2 separate regions of the Mus musculus genome follow, and region 2 is linked to region 1. Evidence: chromatin contacts called from ENCODE Hi-C data. All regions are on one chromosome and are shown on one strand. Each heading gives the region's core, a stretch centred on a gene start or an enhancer-like site at or near the end of the contact. The rest is flanking DNA. Distances are from core to core; before and after follow the strand shown.

The links. Hi-C counts contacts between places; a loop is a spot of excess contacts on that map.
Region 2: a map of regulatory T cell shows a loop between it and region 1 (38-fold over the local background). The contact joins two enhancer-like sites. A Hi-C loop is called at or near these places in 4 of 37 maps with a recorded cell type or tissue (T-helper 1 cell, T-helper 17 cell and regulatory T cell).

The regions. Positions count from the first base shown.
Region 1 is chr10:68,245,428-68,251,510 of GRCm38, forward strand. All of the region lies in intron 2 of Arid5b (AT rich interactive domain 5B (MRF1-like)), which reads right to left. Among named protein-coding and RNA genes, the nearest start is that of Arid5b, 30 kb to the right of the region's middle. Within about 2 kb of position 4,169, at least 1 of the 3 ENCODE cell types and tissues checked has a DNase peak (open chromatin) inside an H3K27ac peak, as active enhancers do.
Region 2 is chr10:94,814,138-94,821,010 of GRCm38, forward strand. The region is part of intron 21 of Plxnc1 (plexin C1); the gene reads right to left. Among named protein-coding and RNA genes, the nearest start is that of Plxnc1, 130 kb to the right of the region's middle. Within about 2 kb of position 5,513, at least 1 of the 3 ENCODE cell types and tissues checked has a DNase peak (open chromatin) inside an H3K27ac peak, as active enhancers do.

The sequences.
Region 1 (6,083 bases), core at 2,919-5,418:
GTGCGGCCCGCACTTTCACCATGGTAGCGTAGGCTTTTGCTGCAGTGGAGGCGGGACAATCTCCTCAGATTCGGTTTGCCGCTCTAAAAGAAATTATGCTGTGTTATGCCGTGGGTTGCGAGGCTAAGCACTGCACAGAGGATAGCTTGCTGTTGGCATCCTGTGGAAGGCATGTCTGATTGCATGAAGGTTCAGTGTCCTAGTTCCCTTCCCCCAGGAAAAACGACACGGGAGCTGGCCAAGACCTCTCTGGGTGATGAGCCTAAGGGATGGTTTTGTGTAGGGCCCCTATGCTTGCACACTGGGGATCAGACCTCTACCTTCACCCATGAGGCTTGCTTGCAGCAATTAAGATCTGGCCATAAGTTAATTAACATCCTGGCCTTTTGATGCACCTGCCACAAGCAAAACACAATCTCCCCAGGAGTGGCTTGGCATGATTGAGAGGTAGTCAGTGATAAGACTCCCTGGGCATGTCACCAACCTAAGACAGGGATCAAACCAATGCTGTTTGTCACCCAAGGACGGGTAAGGGGCATGGCTGCTGGGGGCTATCTACAGACATTCTCTCTGCCAAAAAAGAAAAAAGGGGGAATTGTTAGGAGCAGGTGTGGCGGCAGTCCTAAAGGCGCCAGGGACTGTAGCTAAGTCATATGACTTGCACCTGACTTCCTCATATAAGACACAAACATCTTGAGTGCTGCGCAGGTGTACCAGGATTCAGGTGAATCCAATTTGGTGGAGATTTGCCCCTGCTGCCCTGATTAGCTGAAGCTGTGTGCCTGGTGAAGTGGTGTGGCCTGCTGTGCGTGGATGGGAACTGAGAGTATATAAGAGTGAGAGGCCCGGGTTAGAGGGAGGATTATTATTCGAGAGAGGATTGTTATTATTGGGAGATATAAACAAGGGAGAGATATAAACAGGGGAGATATATAGAGAAAGAAGAAATAGGACTGAATAAACGTGTGCAGAAGGATCCTGCTGTGGCGTCGTTCTTGCTGGCGAGTTGGGGGCGCGCTCGACAATGGTCTAACCTTGGACAAGCATACTATGTGTAGCTTTTAGGAGGAGAAGAGCCCAGGGACCTCATTTCAGCTCAGTGTCTTTCCAGGCCTCTTTATTTAAAGAATAATTTATATGATGTGTTTGCTGTGTGTTAGAAGGTTCCCAGAATCAGGAGACAGTAATTCTAACAGGCATTTTTAATGCTAGACACAAAGCCCCATCTACCAATCTAACTCCTTGGGTGAAAGCTAATTTTTAGGTGCAATTAATTGCAAACGAAAAAAAAAATAAGGCTGGATGACTAATGGTTAGCCTGTCTTCATATAAATGGCCTAAGTAAATCTAGAATTCTTGGAACTCTGACTCACCCCCAAATTCCTATGTTTATGGTACATTTTCCCTTGGCTTATACACAAATATTGAATTTAACTTTTGTCCTAAAAAAATTAAATAAAACTGTGATGTAATCCCCAAAGAAATACTCCATAAATGTTATGTGCTTCCCACTGAAAGCAACTTACACATTCTCGTGTTTCTGAAAAACTTTGCAAGCTGAGAAATGAGTGTAGTTTTTTTTTTTTTTTCTCTTTTAATACATATGGGGGGAGGGGGCGGGAGGGCGGTGAGAACGCCTTTGAATCTAAGAAAAGTCGTTGAAGCTTCGGTTCCTCCCAAGGATCATAAATTTGAATTTTAAGCATCTCTAATTGCTTCCAGGAAACAAGTTTTCTGCCTCAGAATTAGCCCAGCAAGATATTTAGTGGCTATCTCTATGAGGAACAAAAAGGGGGGCCCCTGGCCCAGAGATTCTCTGGAAAAGACTTAGGGATCCCTCTCCCTGGGTTCTAAATGAACTGATTGGAAGCGTTTGACAGTTTAACTTGAGCTGACTCTTTCTCTTTCTCTGACTGAACATTTCTGAAGAAGGCTTAGCTCTGAAAAACCCCTAAAGCTTACAGAAAAATTTCAAAATAGTTCTGACAAAAGAACAACAGGAAGATGTCTCTGAACTATTAGACAGAAAAGGAATTCACAACCGAATTTGGCTAATTTTGCTGTTAGATACAACTCTCTCTTCCCTACCTTCCCCACCACAGACACACACACACACACACACACACACACACACACACACACACACACACACACACACACTCCTCTATACATACACCACACACAATATACACACATCACACACCTTACACATGAACCACTCCACACACACAACCACACAGTACACACACACACACCCTAACCACTCCCCCGGCACTGTTCCAACTCAAACAAAAAGAGTTTTATTAAAATGATGTTTACACAGTAAGAAGGACTCAGTTTTGTTCTGTTGAATGTTTTAAGGTAAGAGGTAAATTTTGCTTTTCCTTGTCTGGTTCAGGACTGCTTCTGAGAAAAAGAAGGTTGTTAAAAAGAACAGTCACAAGAACTCTCTCAAGAATGGAACACAAGACTGGGTAACGGGATCCCCTCTCTTATCTTGATCAAATATGAACTTCTCGTAAAGGCAGACAAAGTGGAAATTGTGTTTTGTCCTCTTCTCAAGAAAATACCTGAAGACTTTATAAGCTGTGGGGCACATTTAAAAAAAAATGTCATTTGCAGGAGCTGATTTCACCCACAATCAACTCTACTATTTCATCAACTTCTTGAAATAGAAGACCTCTGCTCGTCCTGCATTTATAGCTATTACATGATGATTATGAAATGTCAGAATTAAAAAAAAATCCAGGCTGGGTATTGTTTCAAAGCATATGGGGACAGCTTCTGGGATGGAGGAGGGAGCATACCAGGGAAAGCATTTAGAATGTTCTGGAAAATAATTAAGTATCATGGTATATTAGTCTCCACATGAACACAAATGGAATTTGGCAACATTTTGACCAAATAAGGCTTCCTAGAATAGACAACTTTGGAGATGAGTGTTATTCTCAAATAGATCAAATGATTATTATCATTTCAATTACCAGTTGCTTCAGATCTTTTCCGAGAAACGACATGACTAGACCTGGCTGGAGTACAGCAGCCGCCGAACAAATAGTTTATTAACCAAGAGAAAAATACAATCCTTATGATGTCATTAATGAATAAACTTGTCTTTCAAGATTATCTCTCTAGATTCGCCCTGGACTCTCCCTTCACTCACTTAGACACACATACACACACACACACACACACACACACACACACACAGAGGCAGGGGCAGGAATTCACACAGACATATAAATCAAAAACCTGGCTTGGGGTTAATTGTGAACACAGCCTTCCTTGTGTTTTACTGTGGATTTAGAGAGAGGGCATCTCTTCACCATTGTTAAAAGTGAGGAAATCTGATAAGAGCTGGAAACAGCACACAACTCTCTGAAACAAAACGACCCACGTGTATGTGAAAAATGTGTCGGGAAGCCTTCCTCTGAGCACACAATGGCATCTGTCACATGTTCATACTTATTATTCTGAGTCAGGGCTGACTAACTTTCTCATAGTGCCCGTTCTTGGGCAAGTCTCTCTGTGTCTATGAAAAGAATTCCAATAAGCTCATGCCATGATTCCATGAGCTCTCAGCAAACTGAGAATTAGTGCTGAATAAATACTGAATAAATATCCCCGATTCACTCACAGACAACGCAGAAGGATCACAAAGAAATACACGTTGTTATTTTGTTAATGGACCCTGACTTTTCAATTAACCCAGAGTTTAATCAATAGCTATGTAGGACATGTTAAGACGCTCACTAGCTCCTTTTCCTCTTCACCATTGCTTTAAACTGTTTCCGTAATTAGGATTTGATTTCTACCACTGTACAAAAAAAAAAAAAAAAAAAAAACAAAAAAACAAAAAAAACAGTTCACTGGAGCACGAATTCTCTAAGTCAGAAAAGATAATCCAGGCCAGAAGTCACAAAGCAGCCAACCCCCAAGGCCCTTCCGCATGTGATAAAGGTTGGAAAATTTACACACAACACAAAAACCTAGACTTCAATCTTTTCTTATAAAACAAAACAAGGAAGGAGATGAAAAAAAAAAAAAAAAAAAAAGGAACAAGCAAGACCAAAACCAGCAACTGAAACCACCAGAAAGCAAACAGCACATGCTTTCTTTCTTTCTTTCAAGATGTGAAATCCCCTCTAGGCTAAGAGTTTCATCCAGGTCAGGTCCCTAGCCTGCTCGGTTGGGTGCTGACACCAGCTATTTCAGTGGACTCATCTTGATTTGATCCATCTCCTTTTGTGTACCCGACGAGGGCCCCGAAGGACAGTGACACACCCTAGTGCTGAGTCACTACCAGGCTCCGATGGCAATCTAGGATTCCTATGTAGGTGACTTTGCAGCCTGGGTGCCGGGGTTCAAATCCCAGGCCTGGACTTTGTTGCTATGAAACAGGAAGCAACTTCTCTAACCTTCTTGGGCTGCAACTATTTGACAGGTATTTTCTTTAAAAGGATTATGATATCAGCTGCAGGCTACAGTCATGGCTAGGATTCACTGGGTCGGCACAAAAGGTTTATCAGAGTTAGCCATGTGCTGCCTTTATGTTTTCTAGAGTGTGATACGCTGCGATGGATTTAGATGATTCTCAGAAAAACACAGACACACACACACACACACACAATCACACACACACACATCTGCAGGAGTGTATGTACCCACCTACAATGCATGTATCATTGGAAACAAGGGGTAAGGACATAAAGAATGTCAATGAGGCTCACTTATGTATTGATTAATGGCAAAGTCAAGGGATATGTGTGCATGTATATTATGTGTGTAGGCATATTATATATGTGTACACAACAGATACAATTAAGGAAAATGTATTACATATATCACATAATTCCTGGCTTAACTATTTTGTGGTTATTTGAATGACTGGAAACAGAGTTTATTTTTTCTAGTTGTATGAAATATAGAGAGTTGCTTCTTTAAATAAATTTAATTTTTAAAAAGGATCAATTTGAACCAAGTCATGGAGCAAAACCAGAGGACATGTGGACACAGGAAAAAAAAAAAAAAAACCCAAGACAGGAAGACAGGATAGTTAGAAGACGACTAAAATACAGCTCAGTCCATTGTAGCTGAGATTCTCAAAGGACAGTCCAGGAGTCCTTGGGAACGCCTGGATCACTCCAGGGGATACACAAGGCCCAATCAAAAATCAAAATTCATGAAGTTACTATTGGATTTTTTTTCACTCATCCTCCATCAAGAGCACAGAAGGGTTTTCCTGAGCCCTCAGCTCACGGCAGGCACCGCGTTGGAGTGAGGATGGAAGCAGGTACCAGATTTCACACTACGAAGCTAGACAGTAAAGAGATTTACAGAATCTATACGACTGTGTAGCCATTCTCATTAATCTATTAGTACTTGAGAATGTATTTCATCACCTATGACTTCCATGAAAATGTTACATGTTCACAAAGTTCTTCACCAACCCTTATAGCCACCGATACTGTTATTGCCAGACAAGAAATGTTCCTTTTAAAAACACGTCAAAAGGCCCTCATATTTCTTGGTCATGACCCCTCTCCCACCAACTTCCAGCAACCACTGATCTATCATCCTGTCTTAAAGTGTCACACACACATTGAATTCTGCTACAAGACCCCCTCTGGGATGGCTCTTCTCATACAGCACAGTGCCTTGGGAGCCGGCCATGTTGCTGCCTGAAGTCACAGCTTGAATCCCCCTCCAGAGAGCAGGTGCCCACTGGATAGACAGATACAAAGTTATACTCAACCAATCTCAGTCACATGGACTTCTAGGATGTTCCAGTTTGGGTAATTATAAACAGAATGGATACAATGCTGGGGTCTTTCTGCAAACACAGGTTCTCAGGTCTCTAAATACCTGGGTGAAGGATCGCAGCAACCACCCAATTGCTTTCTGGGATAGCTCTACCAATTTGCATCCTGACAGCCTTTCCTCATTCCTGCCATGGCTAGATACTGTCACTGCTAATTAACTGTGTGCATGGTGCTTTCTCGCCTCTCGTCAGTTTCCAGTTCCATTTCACCACATGACTAGCCAATCCAAAATATTAGTTTTCAGGTGTTAGGTTTTTTTAA
Region 2 (6,873 bases), core at 4,263-6,762, about 27 Mb after region 1:
GGTAGGGGTTGATTCAGAGAGAGCAAGAGGATTTGGTAAACAGCAAAACATGGTTCAGATTCCTGGGCACCGTTATCAGTGAGTTGGGGGACTTGGGGACAGTGTGAAATGCATCTTTGTTAATGTTTGGGGGTCTGGCTTAATGAGGGAGTGCAAAAGGCTCAACTTGTGGGTCTGGAAAGAAAGGAAAACAATTCTAACTCCGTAGACGTTCATTGTGGTGTCCAGATTTTAGGTCCAGTTAATTTGGGTCTATGATGTTTTCATTTGCAAGTTTTTTATAATAAAGTTCATAAGAGAAAATTTGAAAAGAAGTGAAAACAGGGAATCCGAAGAGTGGGGATCCTTATGATGGCCTGAAGTGCATATGGGAACTGGGGTGGAGGGCTGGGCCAGTGGGAGAGAGAGCTTGCCTAGCTTGCATGAGACTCTGAATTCCATTCTCTATATAGAAATAAAACGTGTATAACCACACCTGCTTTCTAATACGGAGGTCAAGGAGACAGCTGCCAGAGGTGCTTCAGAGCTAAAGAATAATGGTAGTAATGACTTATCCAGTTGATCGCCACTGTAACATTAGGTCAGTGTACTTTCACCTGGACACAGAGACTCGGTCCACACTGCCCAGCGGGACTGACTGCATGCAGTGTTTCAGAAGGAAGACCCTACCCATGAAAGGCATCATGTGGGCTCCTGGCTTTAATCCCAGCCCACCACTAGCCAACTGAATCACTTCTCTGGGTCTCCACTTCTCCCTTGCAACATGTAAATGATGGTAACTGACTTCTGATAGTACCCGATGGTGAATAGACATCATCCTTAGGATCTGGATTGGTTGACCTGTGCTTCTGGCATATGGCTCACAGACCCTCACAAGGTCAGGAGATATCTGAAACTCTGGGCAGATTCTCTGAGCCATGCATTCTTTGCTGACTGTGTCCCCACAGTAAATTTCTTAGAGCCCATGTGTCTCAGTATGGGGGCACAGCAGTTTCAAGGACACTGTTAAGGCCTTTGCCTTCATCACTTACCCAAAGGTCCCTCCCCCACCCCCTGCCAAGCACTTTCACATTGGCATCTAGGATTTCAACATAGGCAGCATGAAAGGAAAGACCTTGCTCTGGGATACTGCATAGAGTTCTAGGCCTCCTGGTCACATGGTGCTCTGTAAATGTCCTGAGTACTTTTTGGCTAGCCAGGATTCTACATACATATGGCCATTTTGACTTATTGTCACGGAAGCTTCAGGAGGCAGCAATTTCAGTGAAACCCAATAGGGCTTTCCCAAGGCAGAGAACGAGGTGCCATCAGTGAGAAAGTGGTGCTCATCATACATTGAACGTGACAAGGAACAGATTCTTAAACTACTCTGTCTTTAGGAACTTGGGTGTTCACAAGCCACCCAGCCTATGGCCTTTTGCTATATATAACACCCAAGACAATATTTGTCCCCCTGCAATCTCATTTATGATATGATAGTCACTTTAGTGCAGACCTAGCCAAATGATTTAAACTCAGAAATTAGTAGAATCTGCACTTTAGAGGTTGACCAGTAGTCTCAGTGTGCGCCAAATAAGTCCTTGCTCTACAATGGATTTACACTTGTCTACTCTCTAAGAAACTCTGTGTTCTGAGCAATTCAGCCATGAGCAAGGGGTTCAAAATGCCTCTCCACTTGTGAACAAAAACCAGAAAACACCAGGTAAAGGAAAATGCAGGGGTACCAGATGAGTAGGACAGCTGCAGGCTAGACCGTTTAGAGGAGACCGATGTGGCAAACTCTCATACTCAAGCCCTCTTTTTCACCTCCCTTCTTTACAGACATTAGGTCCTCTTGGTATAGATGCCAAATGCATTTCAAGACATGCCGTTTTCAATGGGGGAGGGCTGTTCAACTCAAACTTAACATGAGGAGCTTGCTAAACACATACTCTACCAATGAGCTACACCCCCAGCCCTATGACATACTTCTTTGATTCTTTTAACCCCCAGGCAAGGGTGGTTATATTGCTGTTCCAGTGCCCACTTCAGAGTGTAGAAACAGAGACACAGAGGGGTTAATTGCTCCAGGGACAGAGTTTCTAAGTCTGGAGATGACGTCTACTTTGCATACCCACTGTGCTGATGTCAGGGCTCACTGAGCTAAATTGTCCCCTCCTAAGCTCCAACCCATCTTCCCAGGGCTCTGATGATCTCCCAGGACTCCTCCTAGCCTCCAGGAATCTTTTCTTACACCAGCTATTAGCAGGGTCCTTAACTAGAGCCTAAGCATATCCTGGGATAGTTAGGAAGTGCATTTGAGAGGAAATTCTGTTCCTGTGGCCAGGTTGCTGATTCCTTTACTTGTGGCTCTTCATGTAGAGAGTGATGCTGTCAAAGGCGTCCAAAATAAATATGAATGGGAAACACCTTTTAATCAGAGCCTCAGCCATCCTGGCTCATGAAATAGTTTTATTGGCATTTACAAAATAACATTCGGTTGCTACCTAAAGGGCACCATTGTCTTTAACAATAACACCTCTTTATAGGCAATAAATGTTCTTAAAAACATAACCAAAAGGAAGAAATACCTTAACTGCATGTAAACTAATGTAAATCTGCCACTGCCTCCACAGCTAGATAGGGTGGAAAAGAGGTAAAAAGGCATTTTACAGAGTCCACAGGGAATTCTGAGAGTAAATCCAGACGCAAATTGATTTGTGTTCATTTTTCACGGCGGCAGTGCTTATTGCTCTGACAGCAGTTTCCTAGAGTGTGAGTGGAGGGCCCCCTCAGGACTGGCCCAAGTCTTAATACTCCCCATCCAGAGCAGAGACACCCACCTGAGCCTCTCTTCTATGCTAGGGAGCAGTCAGTGTCCTCTTTGCCTCAGAGTGTGGGCATGACAGGGTCGATCTTTGGCCAATGTCCCATGGCATCCAGAGTGGATGTATCACCTGTGCAGCCCCTCCCCTGCCAAGGCCCACAGAGCCAAGCTCTTCTGGGTGCTCATTAGTGTTGGGGATTGTTTAAAACATGTTCTCAGGCTACCCACAACAGGTATGGGAGACACATCTATCAGCTCGGAACACACACACTCAGAGAATCCCTTGCAGGCATGCCAGCAGAATGGAAGGCTAACTGGACCGTTCAGTCTGGGCCAATGCTCTAGGATCTATAGCTCCTTTTCTGACCACCACAAAAGGCTGGTTCTTTGAAGCACATTCTTTTCCTCTATTGCCCCTTACTTCCTTGGCACAAAATACCAGCAAAGCTGAGGTAGCATTTGTGGTTGGTGTCTACCTAACCAACAGCCATGCAGCAACCAGGGTAGAGGAATGCTCCTGGTGGTAGCTCCCTGTCCTCCTCCATTAGGGAACAGTCATGTGACTAACCTCTGGACAAGGATAGAGAAAGGAAAGAGTTTTTATCCCAACAACCAAAAAGGGGTCAGGGTAGGGGAGAAAGTTATGGCAGTCATCTTATAAGTACAAAGCTACGGCCAAGAGGAGAACAGATATGGTGACCGTAGGTTCTGTTGAAGATGGCTGAGCATGTGGCTGTTCCTTAGGCATGGACACCACTCGCCTCCAGTCTGCTCTGAGACGCACCTCTGCTCTTGGTGTTTCAGGTCCCATTGGTCCTATTTTCTTTAACTTGGAGCTGAATTACCAAAACCAGTGCCCCTTACTTTGCCAATTTTTAATGGCAGCTAAATTCATTTACAGACACGTACGTTTATTGTGGATCCATTAGTGTAGGGCATTGTAAGTGATACCATTCATTTGCCCCAGTGTAAATCCAGATGGGAAGCACTGGTAAACTAAGCTAAGTAGGAGACAAACACAAGTTCTAAGACTAGGTACTGTGAGTATGATGGTTAATCTTGACGGTCAGTAGATGAACTAAGAGAGACACATTTTGGCATACCTACCTAGGAGGATTTTTTTTTCATCTGTTTATTTGAAGTGGATGGCTTACCCCGAATGTGGGTAGCACCAGATAAAGAAGGTCTGAGGAAAACCTTTGCTTTTTGCTCCACTGTCTTCATGTCTTATTGGTAAGCTCATCTACCCTGCTGCCACCACCACTATCCACTTTGCTGACAGAACTCAGTTTCTTCTACCTTCCAATGCACAGTGAAGACCAATGGCTTTCCACGACTCCCCTGGGCATTTGGCAGCAGGTGGGGACTGCTGGGGCATCCAGCCTCATGGGCTGGGCAGCTTACTGGAGAGATAAGCCTTTCCAGTGTGAGGGCAGCTGCTGTTGGATTACCCAGACTAAGTCACGTAAGCTATTTAATTAACCTTCTCTTGCTATACCTTCATTCTGTCGGTTCTGTTCATCTAGACCAGTGGTTCTCAACCTTCCTAATGCTGAGACCCTTTAGTATAGTCATGGTGACTCCCAACCACGAAATTATTCAGTTGTGGATTCATAACTGTAATTTTGCTTCTCCTATGAATCATAATGTAAATATCTGATACTCAGAATATCTGATATGCCATCCCAAAGGAGTCATAACCCTCCGGTTAAGATCTCTGTTCCAGAGAGCCCCGGCTAATAAATAATACGGCCAAGTGGAAACAGACGGGGTGATTGGAAGGTTCTAGCTTTGAGGAGGGCATTGACAGGAAGAGAGCTTTGGGAAGGCTTCATGGAGGAGGTAGCATTTGAATAGGTCTGGAGAGGAGGTGGTGAGGGAGGCCTCTGGACAGGAAAACCCTCAGCTACCAGACTGAGCAGATTGGCGAGCAGCAGGCTTCAATCTTAAGTCAGGAGACCAGGCCAAGAAGTGGAGAAAAAGAATTCCACCTCCTTAGAATGAGAGAGCGCGGAGCCCTCCTGGTCCACCTCTGCCTTCCCCCCAAACCACCACCTGCTGCGGAGGGAGAAGCCCTGTGCTATTTTTAGAGGACAGAGTGATGAGGACAGAGCTTGGAGTTTCTAATAATAATAACAATAGCCGGTACTTATCGAACGCTTACCACATCCCAGCAATGAATCTGCTAATTTCATCGAATCCTCACAACTCTGTGAGGTGAGGGACTATTCTTAGCTTCCTTTAACAGATGGAGCCGGGGAGATACACCGAGGTCTGGAAGCTTGTCCCAGATTACAGCTTCTGGAAGGGTCACACTTGACTATGTCCAGACTCCCACTGAAATGCCAGGAGGCTAGGAATGGTGTTCTCCTTGCGGAGTTCTCCATCAGTAGACGATGGGTGGGCACACACCAGGTACTAGAGGGGGCTTGACCTTCTGACTCTGGCTTAGTACCAAACTGTGCTCTGTGCATCTTCTGGAAGCACACGTTGATCAGCATTACTGTGTATAGCTTCCGGAGCCTCTGGGCACTGCCCTGTCCCCGCTGCTGGGTGTGGCCACGTGACCGCATTCTGGCCAATGACTTTAAATGGATGTGTTATGTGGCAACCCCTGGGAAAGGTTCTTGCAAGACAGCTGCTGACCATCTGTCCTTTCTTGTGTAGTCCTGCTGAGGTCCTGCTGTGGCAATTGGAAAGAGGCTGAGGAAGCAGACAGCTCATTCCAAGAAGTTACCTGCAGGCATCCCAGAGCAGGGCTGCCCATTCCGGCCCTTCACACTGGGGAGAAATCCATCTTTCTGCTGCTTGGACTTGGGCATCTGGACCTCTGTTCTACACAGCTGTACTGCTTCCTAATAGCTATATACAGAAGGAAGCCATCAGGCAGGCAAGGCCATCTGGAGACTCACAGTGCATAGGAGAGGACTGGATGAAAATGGCTGTTTTTTTCCCAGCATACCCCAAGGCAGCGGCTTTTAGACAGTTGTTCAGGTTTACCACTGTCAACTCCTGCCCTGCCTATCAGGGTATTCTCTGCCATTTGGTTGTCCGTGCCCAAACACAGGAAGCATGTGTAACCTGGTACAGAGCTAACACAACACATGGGAATTTCAGATGTGTTTATCATGATGACAGAGCTAGCTAACCTGGTTCCCCTACCTCACCTATCATCAATAAAAAAACAACTAGAAGGACCACAGGAGAGACCTCCCTTTAGTGTACCTTAAAGGTGATAAGAAAAACACTGTCACAAAGAATGACCACTTCCTCTGTGCCAGGAAAGGCAGTAGGTGTGTTACACACATAATTTTCTGACTTTAGCACAAGTCAGAAAGGTTACCTACAAAAACCTACAAGGTTAGGCTTTTATCACCAACTATTCATAGATGAATAAATAGGCTGATGGGTGGTGACCTGCCCAAAGTCACACAGTAATGGACCAAGACCAATTTCATACCTAGGACTCTCAGAGCCTAAATCCCATGTCTTTGACCCTAGCCCCACAGCACATGGGTGAATAACTACACATTCTTACTTGGCTAGTGGTTCTCTCCAGCTTGAGGTATAGAGGAAACAAAAAACTGAGGCTTCTTGGGATAAACTGAATATGGGGAGAACCCTGTCCCAGGGGAGGTCTATAATGTCACCTGCTTAGCTTCTCTGACATATCTGTGGCTAACAAGGGCTGGATGCAGCCACATCCTTGCTGACATACCCTATAATTCCTATAAAGGAATTTTTTTTTTTTTTTACAAACCAGCAACTTTGTCATAAATGGTCTTTGAGCAATAATTGTTCTCATTCAATAAAAGCTATAAAATATATTTCTAATTTCATTTCAGGGCCAAATGAAAGTCAAGAGGAAAGTCTCTTTCATGTACCAAACTCAGAAAGGCTGCAGCTTGCTCAGTATAGCCAGCGGTCCAAGCGGTTTCAACAGTTGTCCCCTCAGCCCTGCACAAGCCTTCCCTGCCTTCAACTGTCTCCCTAACCCATGCTCACCCGCCTCCTACCATGTCCAGCCCCCTCTCCTGTCGCATCAAGGATAGACAACAGCTCCCAGC